Linked DNA regions of Homo sapiens: all the other regions are linked to region 1. Evidence: chromatin loops called from intact Hi-C (ENCODE). Cell type or tissue: dorsolateral prefrontal cortex. All regions are shown on one strand. Region 1 holds the start of VWC2L (von Willebrand factor C domain containing 2 like). Region 2 overlaps SPAG16 (sperm associated antigen 16). Region 3 overlaps SPAG16 (sperm associated antigen 16). Region 4 overlaps SPAG16 (sperm associated antigen 16).

Region 1 (2,500 bases):
TAGGCAGAAAATGATCTCTTTGTAAGCCACAGGTAGGCATTAATGTGTTAGGTTATGGTAAATGTAAACTTAGAGGTAAAAATAGGAATGTAATATCTACTTTATATAAACATTAAATATGTTTTTATTATATGAAATATATCTTAAAATCTGCATGGTAAAAAACAAGATTTTATTTTCAATATAACAAAGTTCTTAGGCTATTTTTTTTTTAAAAAAAAGCCTTCATAATTGAGCTGCCCTAGTACAATTTAAGATACTATTTAAGAGAAGAAACATGGGATAAATCAAATGTAATGTTTATCTGAAGATTTTTAAAAAGAAAGCAAACACTGCTAAACTGAGGATCACTTCCCAGCTTAATTTTCCCCCCCTCCCCATATTGCTACAGATGATTTAAAATGACTGCATCTATTTCTTTGAGAAAACAAACATAATTCATGTCATAAGATACACTTACCTAATCACTCTGGAGGTTAATGGTGGTGGTAGGGGTCACAGCCCAAAATGAACTAAAAGGTCAGGTATGTTTTAAGAAAGCAGTTCCTCTTTAATTACCCAAAGAATACATTTTTTAGGCATGAATTAAAGGCAATCCATTCTCTCTACCTCCCATTTCAAAACACAGTAAAGAAGCAGTCTCCCGCCCTTCCAGAAAGAAACACAGCAGACACATATAAGAAATTTGCTTTGGACCTGTCTTCAGAATTCAAAGCAAGAAGCAAAGCTGGTCCTGTAGAAATCCAGACCCCAGTAGCAGAATCATGTTGAACTTATTTTTAGCATTTTCTTAGATCCTTCTATGAAATTTCCCGGCTGATTACGCCTCCTCCACACATGAGTTCACTTACACAGTGTTTGCTACGGCAGTAGAGGTGATTTGGCTAGGCTCTGAGGATCACAAACAGCAACAGCATGCTGTAGCTTAAAGCCCACTCCGCTGGCAATACCATCACCATCGTCCACAGTGTGTTGCTTGAATCCCCTCTTACACACCGGAAAATACTAACTGTGGATGTGAAGGAAAGGAGCAACTTTAGCTGGGTTTCTGCATCAGTAAGAGCAGTTTGCAGATTGCTGATTTGGAGCTCATTCTGCCGGCAGCCGGGAATTCCTCAGCACCACGGACAGCGCCAACAACTGGCTTCTGAGCCCAGCTCTGTCGAAATCCCAGAGCTGCTTTAGACGAGGCTAGAGTGCTCTCCAAGCAGTCGCACTTTATACAGCGGATGCGCGCATTAGGAGGGGTAAAGACATTCTACGTGCGAGATATTTATTTGCATTGAAATTGCAATTAATTTTTTTTGTATAAAATTGTATACCTAACGCGTTCTTGGATGGGCTGCAGAGATGAAAGTTCCAGAAGAGGCTTGCATTTAGATTTAAGCCATCTGCAGTCCCCAATTATTATTAATAGATAAAGCATAATCATTGTCAAACAATCTGTGAAAACGTATGCTTGTCGATTCTATTTGACCCTTTGGTGGCAGAAAGACTTCCCTGGTGCTGCATGATTAAACTTCAGGTCTTCCTGCAGCTTGGATCTGATTTTTTTTTTTTTTTTTTAAAGTAGCCAGGTTTTCCTGCAGTTTGTTCTCTAACATTAAAAATCAATCTCCTGTAATTCATCTAGTCTGTCATTAGGCGTCATTGTAAAGCTGTTTCTTTCAAAACCCCTAGCAAAGATGCCGTGTCTCTAAATTCTTATCAAAATGAGAGAGAAAAAAGACCCTGACACAAATGGGTGAGCATAAAGTTATTTTTTTATTAGTAACAGTATGAGCACTAAAATATATGTCCAAAGCATGTTTTAAAGCAGACTGTAAATGTTACCTGCTGGCACATTTAACCAGTTCTTTGCTGGTTTGGGACTACAGGAGGCATTTTCAAGCCTTAAAGGGAATGCCCTCTGCAGCGGGATGTGCTGACGGTCAAGACCACGTTCGAACTGTGCCGTCAGAGCCTCCAGAAAAGAGAATCTCCCCGTCGTGAGAAAACACAACCGTGTGTGCCTCGTTTTCGTGGCCCATCAATTTGTGAATCTCCCCAGATTTAAGATCTAGCAAATGGATAACACCATTGCCACTTGCCTGAGCTAAAACTCGACCTGAGGGAGACAGAGAGGAGAGAGAGAGAGAATGAATCAAAGTTTTATTTCAAGTGTTCACAGTTTATAAGCAATGAAGCATTCTATTTTTTTCAATTATCATTCTGTGTTAGGGGTCAGTTATTAAATATGCAGTAGCTCCTGTAGGTATAAGAAATAAGTTGAGTCAAAATTAAGACACATCAATAATTAGGTTATAAAATTTTCTAATTGGGACATAGAGCCTAATGGTCTACCTCCTTTATATGCAGATTTCATCAAACATCCTACTATTCTTTTATATTTGTGATTAATAAAGCATTTCGAGGAGATGAGATTGAAAGCAACTATGCAAGGCAACTTTCTTTTTCAAATAAATTATATGTTAGAAAGTTTTAAAAGGCATAGCTTTCA
Region 2 (2,500 bases), 100 kb after region 1:
TACTTCAAATAAAAAAAGAGTAAGGGTGTATGAGGGTGGGATCCACATCACTGACTCTAAGTATGCTATGTAGAGTGGGGCATACATTTCAGCCACAAAAGAGAGAGATTATCATTATTTCCTGGAGGAAATCACATTTTAAACTTAACTAACTAAAGGGAAACATTTAGAAAGTAAATTAGTTTTTTTCCCCAGACAGTTGACTAGAGATGTTGGATGCCATTTCTCCTCAGAAAGAAGATCAAATTTGCAGGTGAATAATCATGACCCAAGTGGAACTGAGGAAAGTGTGCTGAAACCTGTTGGAGAACCCATACAAAGAAGTTGGGATGCAGAAAAGGAAGGCAGCCAGAATCTGGCAGAGATTGACCCCAGAGGAAGTTAGAGTCCTGACAAAAGGTTACAATAGGGGGATCTCTTGCTCCTCTCACCTGTGTGACAGACTACTAACAGCCAAACTGTCGGGGTTCCCCTATCAATCAACCCAGAACAATGCTGTTTGTTGGTGGCAATTTGGGAACTTCCAGCAGGCACAGCACGAGGCAGCCATTTCCTCCATGTGTGCTCACACTCACACCAAACTCAGACTCAGGTGGCAGGGACCACACTGTTTGTGTATCTGTTATGGGTCATTAACCTACCCAGGGAACCTCAAAACCCACGGTGACTTTGGCAACTACAGAGGTCCATCAGGTCCCTGGGGAGCTGTGGGATCCCTAGAGGTATAGTCCTTCGAGTGTGCTGACCCTAGAGAGAGGGAGAGAGGGGGAATGCAGACTGCCAAAGCGCTCCTCGGAACAGAGGAAATGCAGGTAACAGTGCTGATCTCCAAAGGGGGCACTGTTCTGCCCTAGTGGATAGGTGACCCTAGTGGCCAGAAATGGATCTCCCACTGTCCCGTACACTGCTGCAGAGGTAGCCAAGGCCTTTCCTGTTGGAGGTTGCCGTAAGTGTCCTCCTTCCAGCATTTTTTGGGATAGCTGTGTCCTCAGTGAAGGTGTGCCCACTGCTTAGGCTTGTACATAGAACGGGGCTAATTTCTGCCTTTCTACACAGAGTGGCAGCATCACTGCAAAACAGTGTAAACCAACTAACTGCAGAGTCATCTGTTTGGTGTTGGGGGAAGAGGTTCTGCTGAAAGGTCATTTCATCAGTAGCCACCAGACAGGCATTTCTCACAGACCTAAGTTGCATTGTGGCCTGGAGATAAAGGACAGTGACTATCTGAACTGAAGGCCATGAACCCTGAGATAGGGGCATGATATGGAAGTGGATCATATTCCTGACTTCCCAGGATGGGGAGCTGGTGCAGCCCTCTCTTTACCACCCTGGAAACCTCAGTGCATCCCACCACAAACTCCCTCCATGAGCTTCATTAGGGCAGGTGCTTCCACACATCATCTCAATATCCAAAGGGAAACTGGCTCTGGCACCACCTACTGGAGACCAAACTTCACCAAAAACAAAACAAAAACCAAAACAAAACAAAAAGTGGCTGACAGAAGGACACAGTGCTAGGGAGGACATCAGCTACCTGAGATCCCTGTATTCCTGGCCTCCTAGAAGAGAGTGAATTGGCTCATATGCCCAATGTATAGCTACAACAAGCAGAATTTGAGAAAGCCACCACACAAAAGCTATCTATAACCAATGAATTCATACAGAGCCTCGGTTGTCTAAAAGCACCCAGAAGCCAAATGATCATACAAAATATGTACTACAGTCACACCTTCAAGGGAGGAAAAAATAAATATAAAGTCCCTTGCAAACAATAGCAATTTCAAAAAAAAAAAAAGAAAGAAAGAAAATGACGGTTTCTTTAGAAGAGAAGGAATCAGCTCAGTAACTCCAGCAGTGTAAAAAGAGTGCTTTGACACCTCCAAAAGATCACACTACTTCTATGGCAATGGATCCTCAATAGAATGAAAATTTGAAAATGACAGATAAAAAATTAGAAATATAGACTATAAGGAAGCTCAATGAGATCCAAGAGAAAGTTGAAAACCAACAAAAAATAAACCAGCCAACATCACCTCTAGTGCAACAGCACAGTCTCCAGCAGGACACCCCACAACCTGCTGTCCCAGCTGCTGCCTTGCCTCTACCACTGTGGTGAATGCTCTCAGGGAGGTAGGAACCCCTGTATCCACTTGCACTTTGCTGCAGCTGCCACACTTTGGTTCCCCCGGCAAAGTGAACTCCAAACCTCAAGGTTCAAACCAGAGAACAAAGTTGGGGCCCAATAGAAGTCCCCCAGAATTATAGTACACAGTCCAAAGGTTGAGAGCTGAGTGTTGGCCCCCTAAAATCTCCCAGAAATGAAGCTAGTCAGCTGACTCCACCTTATAACACAATCAAACCCTCATGGTCATCAAATAGGATAAAAGAAAAAAAAAACCTATCCAAAGGTCAGCAACCTCAAAGATTGAAGGTAGATAGGCCCACAAACATGAGAAAGAATCAGCACAAGAATACTAAAAACTCAAAAAGTCAGAGTACC
Region 3 (2,500 bases), 600 kb after region 1:
CCCTACCGATCTCTCTCTCTCCCTACCTCCGTCTCCTCCTACCCACTTTCTCCCTCTGTGTCTCAGGCTTGTGACTGCTGCTTTTCAAAGCCCCGATCCTAGACAGGCCTGTGCATCTGAACCTCAGAGTATGGGCTTCTCAGAATTTCTTTCCTGCCTCTTCATGTCAGCTAAACTCTGTTTTGTATTTTTTGATGTGTGTGTGTTGTGGGTGCTTCTTGCCATGGTGGGGAGAGAGTTTGTGTTTTTTGTTTGTTTTATCTCATGGGAGTCCATTTGCATAAAATTTCCAAAACTGGAGAATTTGAACTCAAAGGAATTTTTCCCTTTAAGTTCCTTCTCCAGTAGCAGCAGACCGCCTCTGCTTCTGTATCAGCACAGGAATCTGAACTGGGCATGTTTCTTGCTCCTCTTTCATTGGCAGACAATTTTTGCTTCTACCTGTCCCCCAATAGCAGCAGACCTTTCCCCTGGACCAGGGCACAGGAGTGCTTCCTGTCCTCCTCTAGCAGAAGATAGCTTTTGCTTCAATGAGAGGTGGGTGTGACAAGCATGTGGAGTATCTTGCCTGTCCTCTGTGGTCTCCCGCCTGCCCTCCATCTTTTCTTTTGAGCACATGGTGGAAATCTGTGGAAATTATCTGGTGTGGAGGGTGGAGGTGCTTTTGTGCCTTATGTCCAGTACTCCTAGGGATTCTATTCTGCTACACTAGCCTACATTTGACCTTTGAGATTTCATTAAAATGTTTATTCTTTGCTTCTTACCCATTTTAATGGTTTCCATCTCTTTCTCCATTGCTCTGCTAAAGGTGTGCCCTGCCTCTCTTTGAAGGTGTTTATGGCCCCTTTGGAATTCAGTTCATCTATTTTTTTGTGACTTCAGTTCTCTGAGGGGTTCAGAAAAAGTTATCGTGTCACTGTTCTTCTTTGCTCTCTTCATTAGGGGTTAGAGTGACATTCTTATAAGGCTTCTCATTTTTTAAGTGAAGCAGAACTTCTCAAAGGAAATTTTAAGTCATGGAATGAAGTCAATTTTATAACTTTCATTTCTTTTCTTACCCAAATTTAGACTATGAATTGAAGGCTGTTTCTTAATCTTTTAAAAATCCTATTCTTTATTTTTTCACATACAAACCTCATAACCTTCTTTCAGGTTATCTGAAACTCAAAAAAAAAAGATAACATATGAAACAATGCATCAAAGCAAAGAAACAAAACATGTTTAGTTTTAAGTACTCGTCCCAGTTTCCTAGAGATGATAGGACTTGCCTAGTTACATGTAATAAAACAAAAAATGCTAAATATTTGTTGTATGAATGAATAAACCCAAAGTTAGCTATTAAGTTAAACAGAATTAAAATTATTTGGATACCAAATGTTCCAGATACCAGGAGAGAAAAAAAATCCTAGCATGTTCTGGAACCAAAACACTGTAAGTTGCAGTCTCTTCTCTCATGAACTAATGCACTGCCCTGCACCCTCCTCCCACAAATAAACATACATCTGCTACCAGGTAATCATCCAATCACCTTTATTTCAAACTCAATTCTAATCACTTTTTAAAAAGATATTTTGGTTGTAATAACCTATTAGATTTCCTGTCCTTATCTTTGCCGATTAACCTAAAGCTGAGTCTCTTAGCCTCCAACTACTAACTTAGACCTGCATCAGGTCAGAGACAAATAGCTTCCTCTGCCACACTCTGGTTTCATTTGCAAAAGCAATTCAGTATAATATAGGCCCTTAAAACTTTGCTCTACTCCTGAGTCCCAGTTCTTCTTAAGTTATTCCATACTTATTCCAGTATCCTGGTCCTTCTCTTTTTCTCTGGTACTTTGCCTTGACATGATTTCAAGCACCTAAGTTCCTCTCATTCTGTGATTCTACTTTGTCCTAACAGTTTTCTGTAAGACCAGAGTTCACTTATCAGGTTCCTGTAACAACTGAAAACTGTCTTCCTGGCAGCCTGAATCTCACCATCTCTGTTCTCCACCTCCTCTTTACCATGCTTCTAACTCCTGTTGCTAGGCCCATTTTAGCTCTTGTTGAAGATTTCCTACCCCTGAAACTGTGATTATGTATTATCTCTTTCTGTGTTCTCTGCTTGCCTGAACTCCCTCAGGTCGCCTGCAGCTGAGTGTACCCGTGTCATCCAGCCACCTTGGTGCAGTTTCCAGGATTGACCCCTCACTGCTTGCCTTTCCTTTTCTTACCATATTAAAGCTATCTGTCTCAGCAATCTTATCCATAGTGCTGATTTTATGTTAGGATCATAAAGAAAATATATAAATTATACCAGCAAAAATAATTTCAGTTCTCAACCACTAACCTGACTGAATGCCGTAGCTGGGAAGAATGCATTTCTTTCTCAGCAGACGGTTGGGACAATGCTCCTTATTCTCTTTCTGGCTAGTCTCTGTTGTATTTTTCATCTCATTGCCTTGTCGGTTGGCAGTGAAATGTACAGGGGTATAGAAGAAACATGGTGAGGAATAGAGAAG
Region 4 (2,500 bases), 600 kb after region 1:
TGAATTAATGCATTATGAATTAACACAATTTAGCTCAAGCTTATCTTTAGTCCTAATATGTCTACTCTGTAAATTAAGGCACACCTTAACTATATAGTTATTACTGCCCTAAGCAGAAGTTTTCAAAGCCCTTTATAAATATCTTGCTTCTGGATGAAACTGATGATAGTGTGGCCATTCTCCTGTACAATTACTTTTTCCCACTTGACAAGAAAATAGGTTGTGTGGTTTTTACTTTAGCACATTTTCGACACTTTTGCTGGAAGGTAAAACATTGTGCCTAGCCCATTCATCAAGTCAGTCTCATGAAGAAAGGGAATGTACTAGAATAAAAGAGACTTTGTTCAAGGAGGCAATTGGATGTACAAGTCTAGAGGTCAGTAGAGAGAAGTGGGCTGGGATAGGCACTTGGGAAGCTTCATCATAGAGATAACATTGGGAGGTGACAGAATGAATGGCACTATGTAGGGAAATGTTGAGGGGAAAAAAAAAAGAAAACAAGTGGTCCTATGATTTCTGACATCTGCAGGTGGAGTCGAGGACAAGAATCTCCCCCTCCAAATAGACTAAAAAGCAGTGCAAAGAAAAACATGAAGGAGTATGGAAGCAAATGAGTCAAGGAAAGATCCTGTTTTAAGAAGAAAAACACAGTAATCTTTGTCACATAATACTGAGAGTTTAGGACCAAAATAGTGTGTTAGTTGGTAAAGAAGAGTCAAATTTACTGGATAAAACTATTTTCTTTGTCATAGTTAGGATAAGCCAGATGTAGAAGGTTAAAGAGTCAGTGGGATGTAAGGAAGTAGATTTTTTTAAAGGACTGAACAAAACAACACAACAAAAATGTGAATTGATATGGAAAACAGCTAATGTATCCGTGATCTTTGAAAACACGCATTAATTAGCCATGGCATTTACTGTTTAGTAAAGAAACACATGTATCCCTTTGGATTGATGTTTTAAAATTGTCTAGAGACTAGACAAATTAATTTTATTTTTTAACTTATTAAAGGCAAATAACTTTGTATTAGGTACATGTGATTGTATTTCGTTTGTAACATTTGTAATCTTTTTAAAAAATCATCCATGCCTTAACTCAATAACTATATAATATCTTTAGTCTTTGGTTTGTACTCAGCATGTGCATAATGCTTTTAAATTTACCCCAATATTGAGTCCAATGACTACCTTTAGGAAGATATAGGAATTATTAATGTATAAATAATTAATTAAGATATTTACTGCATTCATTAAAACATATCAGTGGGAATTCCTTGTGAGAGTTTTTTTATTAAAGAAAAATACTATTCTCAGGGGATACATAAACATTATGATTAATTTAATTCCAAAATCTCATTTAAGCTAATATTTTCCATCTTTACCATTACAAAACATGTTACACGCTATTACAAATATCCAAATTGTTTGTTTTGGTTTAATCTAATAATGTAAAACATATTAAAGCACTTTAACTGTAAACATTTACCTAAGTAATGGCTACTTCTGCCATCTGGTGGCAGAATTAAAAGTTATATTCATAATTCTTATCAAGCCTGTAAACCAGGCCTCACTAAGCAATTCTAAAATAATCTCCCACATTGCAAGTATCATCTTTCACTTGAAAAACTTAAACATTTACAGGTGTTTTTGTTTTTGTTTTAGTGGGATGATGCTCTCTAGTATTTATTGGAACATTGATATGTGTGTGCTGAGCACATTAATAATGTTGCATGCTGACAAAGAAACCATCAATTTTATATCAGCAATCAAGTTATACATAAAACCTAATAATAATTTTATCCATATATGCTACATATAAAGCGATTTCCAGCATATCTAATTTTCAAGAATTAATAACCATTATATCTAAAGTAAGCTTTTAAAAGGAATGACGTTTTACTATACAACCTGGTATTTATAATTTGCTACACTGCCTACAACTTGGCTTTTTACCATGCCTTAGGCATTATAACAACCATTGCTATATGAAAATATTTTAAAATTTAAAAATAGTTTGAACTCTGAGCAAGTTTATTTGCATTATAGACATTTTACTGTATTTTTATATTGGGATCTTCTCTTTAAGAAATTTGAAAGGTTATGTGTAATTATGTGTCAGAGAATCACAGAATGGAGGAGTTGGAAGGGCTCTCAGACATCAGAAGGTTTGTTTCTCTGCCCAAAAGATGAATATTTTCTACACTATTATTATAAGTGGTTATCCAGCTCTGCTTATATAATTTCAATAATAGGAAAACTCTGCTACAGTTTCGACAACACCCCTCCTCAGATAACTCTTCTAAAAACCTAAAAGGTACTTCCCTGTATCTTATCTCTATTGGCCTTGGTTGGTTCTCTGAAGCCCTGTCAAATAAATTCATATTCTTCACTATTTGAAGACAGTTGCCATGTTTTCACCGCCCACATATTCTTTCCTTTAGGGTAGACATACCTAGTATTCTATTCCTCACATGCCACATCAGTTTCTCCACCAATCTGG

Evidence for each region. A loop is a pair of places that touch in the nucleus more often than their neighbours do. Peaks named below come from ENCODE experiments on the same cell type or tissue, not always from the same donor. Only the 100,000 strongest peaks of a DNase experiment are listed, where the experiment ranks them.
Region 2: a loop joins it to region 1, with 9 times the contacts of the local background. A loop is called at or near these places in 4 of 110 quality-filtered maps.
Region 3: a loop joins it to region 1, with 6 times the contacts of the local background. A loop is called at or near these places in 10 of 110 quality-filtered maps.
Region 4: a loop joins it to region 1, with 15 times the contacts of the local background. A loop is called at or near these places in 10 of 110 quality-filtered maps.

Annotation. Positions count from the first base shown.
Region 1 is chr2:214,409,747-214,412,246 of GRCh38, reverse strand. It overlaps SPAG16 (sperm associated antigen 16), which reads right to left. Exons shown (of 16, transcript NM_024532.5): 16 at 1,746-2,107. The coding sequence ends at 1,932. It overlaps VWC2L (von Willebrand factor C domain containing 2 like), which reads right to left and starts at 1,193. Exons shown (of 4, transcript NM_001080500.4): 1 at 461-1,193. In dorsolateral prefrontal cortex, a CTCF peak has its summit at 1,222; DNase peaks (open chromatin) are centred at 1,136 and 1,926; H3K4me3 peaks cover 2,344 bases; H3K27ac peaks cover 1,798 bases.
Region 2 is chr2:214,309,461-214,311,960 of GRCh38, reverse strand. All of the region lies in intron 15 of SPAG16 (sperm associated antigen 16), which reads right to left. Among named protein-coding and RNA genes, the nearest start is that of VWC2L, 100 kb to the left of the region's middle. In dorsolateral prefrontal cortex, CTCF peaks have their summits at 1,196 and 1,421 (motif pointing left); no DNase peak of the experiment used is centred here.
Region 3 is chr2:213,811,542-213,814,041 of GRCh38, reverse strand. The region is part of intron 10 of SPAG16 (sperm associated antigen 16); the gene reads right to left. Among named protein-coding and RNA genes, the nearest start is that of MIR4438, 55 kb to the right of the region's middle. In dorsolateral prefrontal cortex, no CTCF peak of the experiment used is centred here; no DNase peak of the experiment used is centred here.
Region 4 is chr2:213,805,329-213,807,828 of GRCh38, reverse strand. All of the region lies in intron 10 of SPAG16 (sperm associated antigen 16), which reads right to left. Among named protein-coding and RNA genes, the nearest start is that of MIR4438, 49 kb to the right of the region's middle. In dorsolateral prefrontal cortex, CTCF peaks have their summits at 1,281 and 1,490 (motif pointing left); no DNase peak of the experiment used is centred here.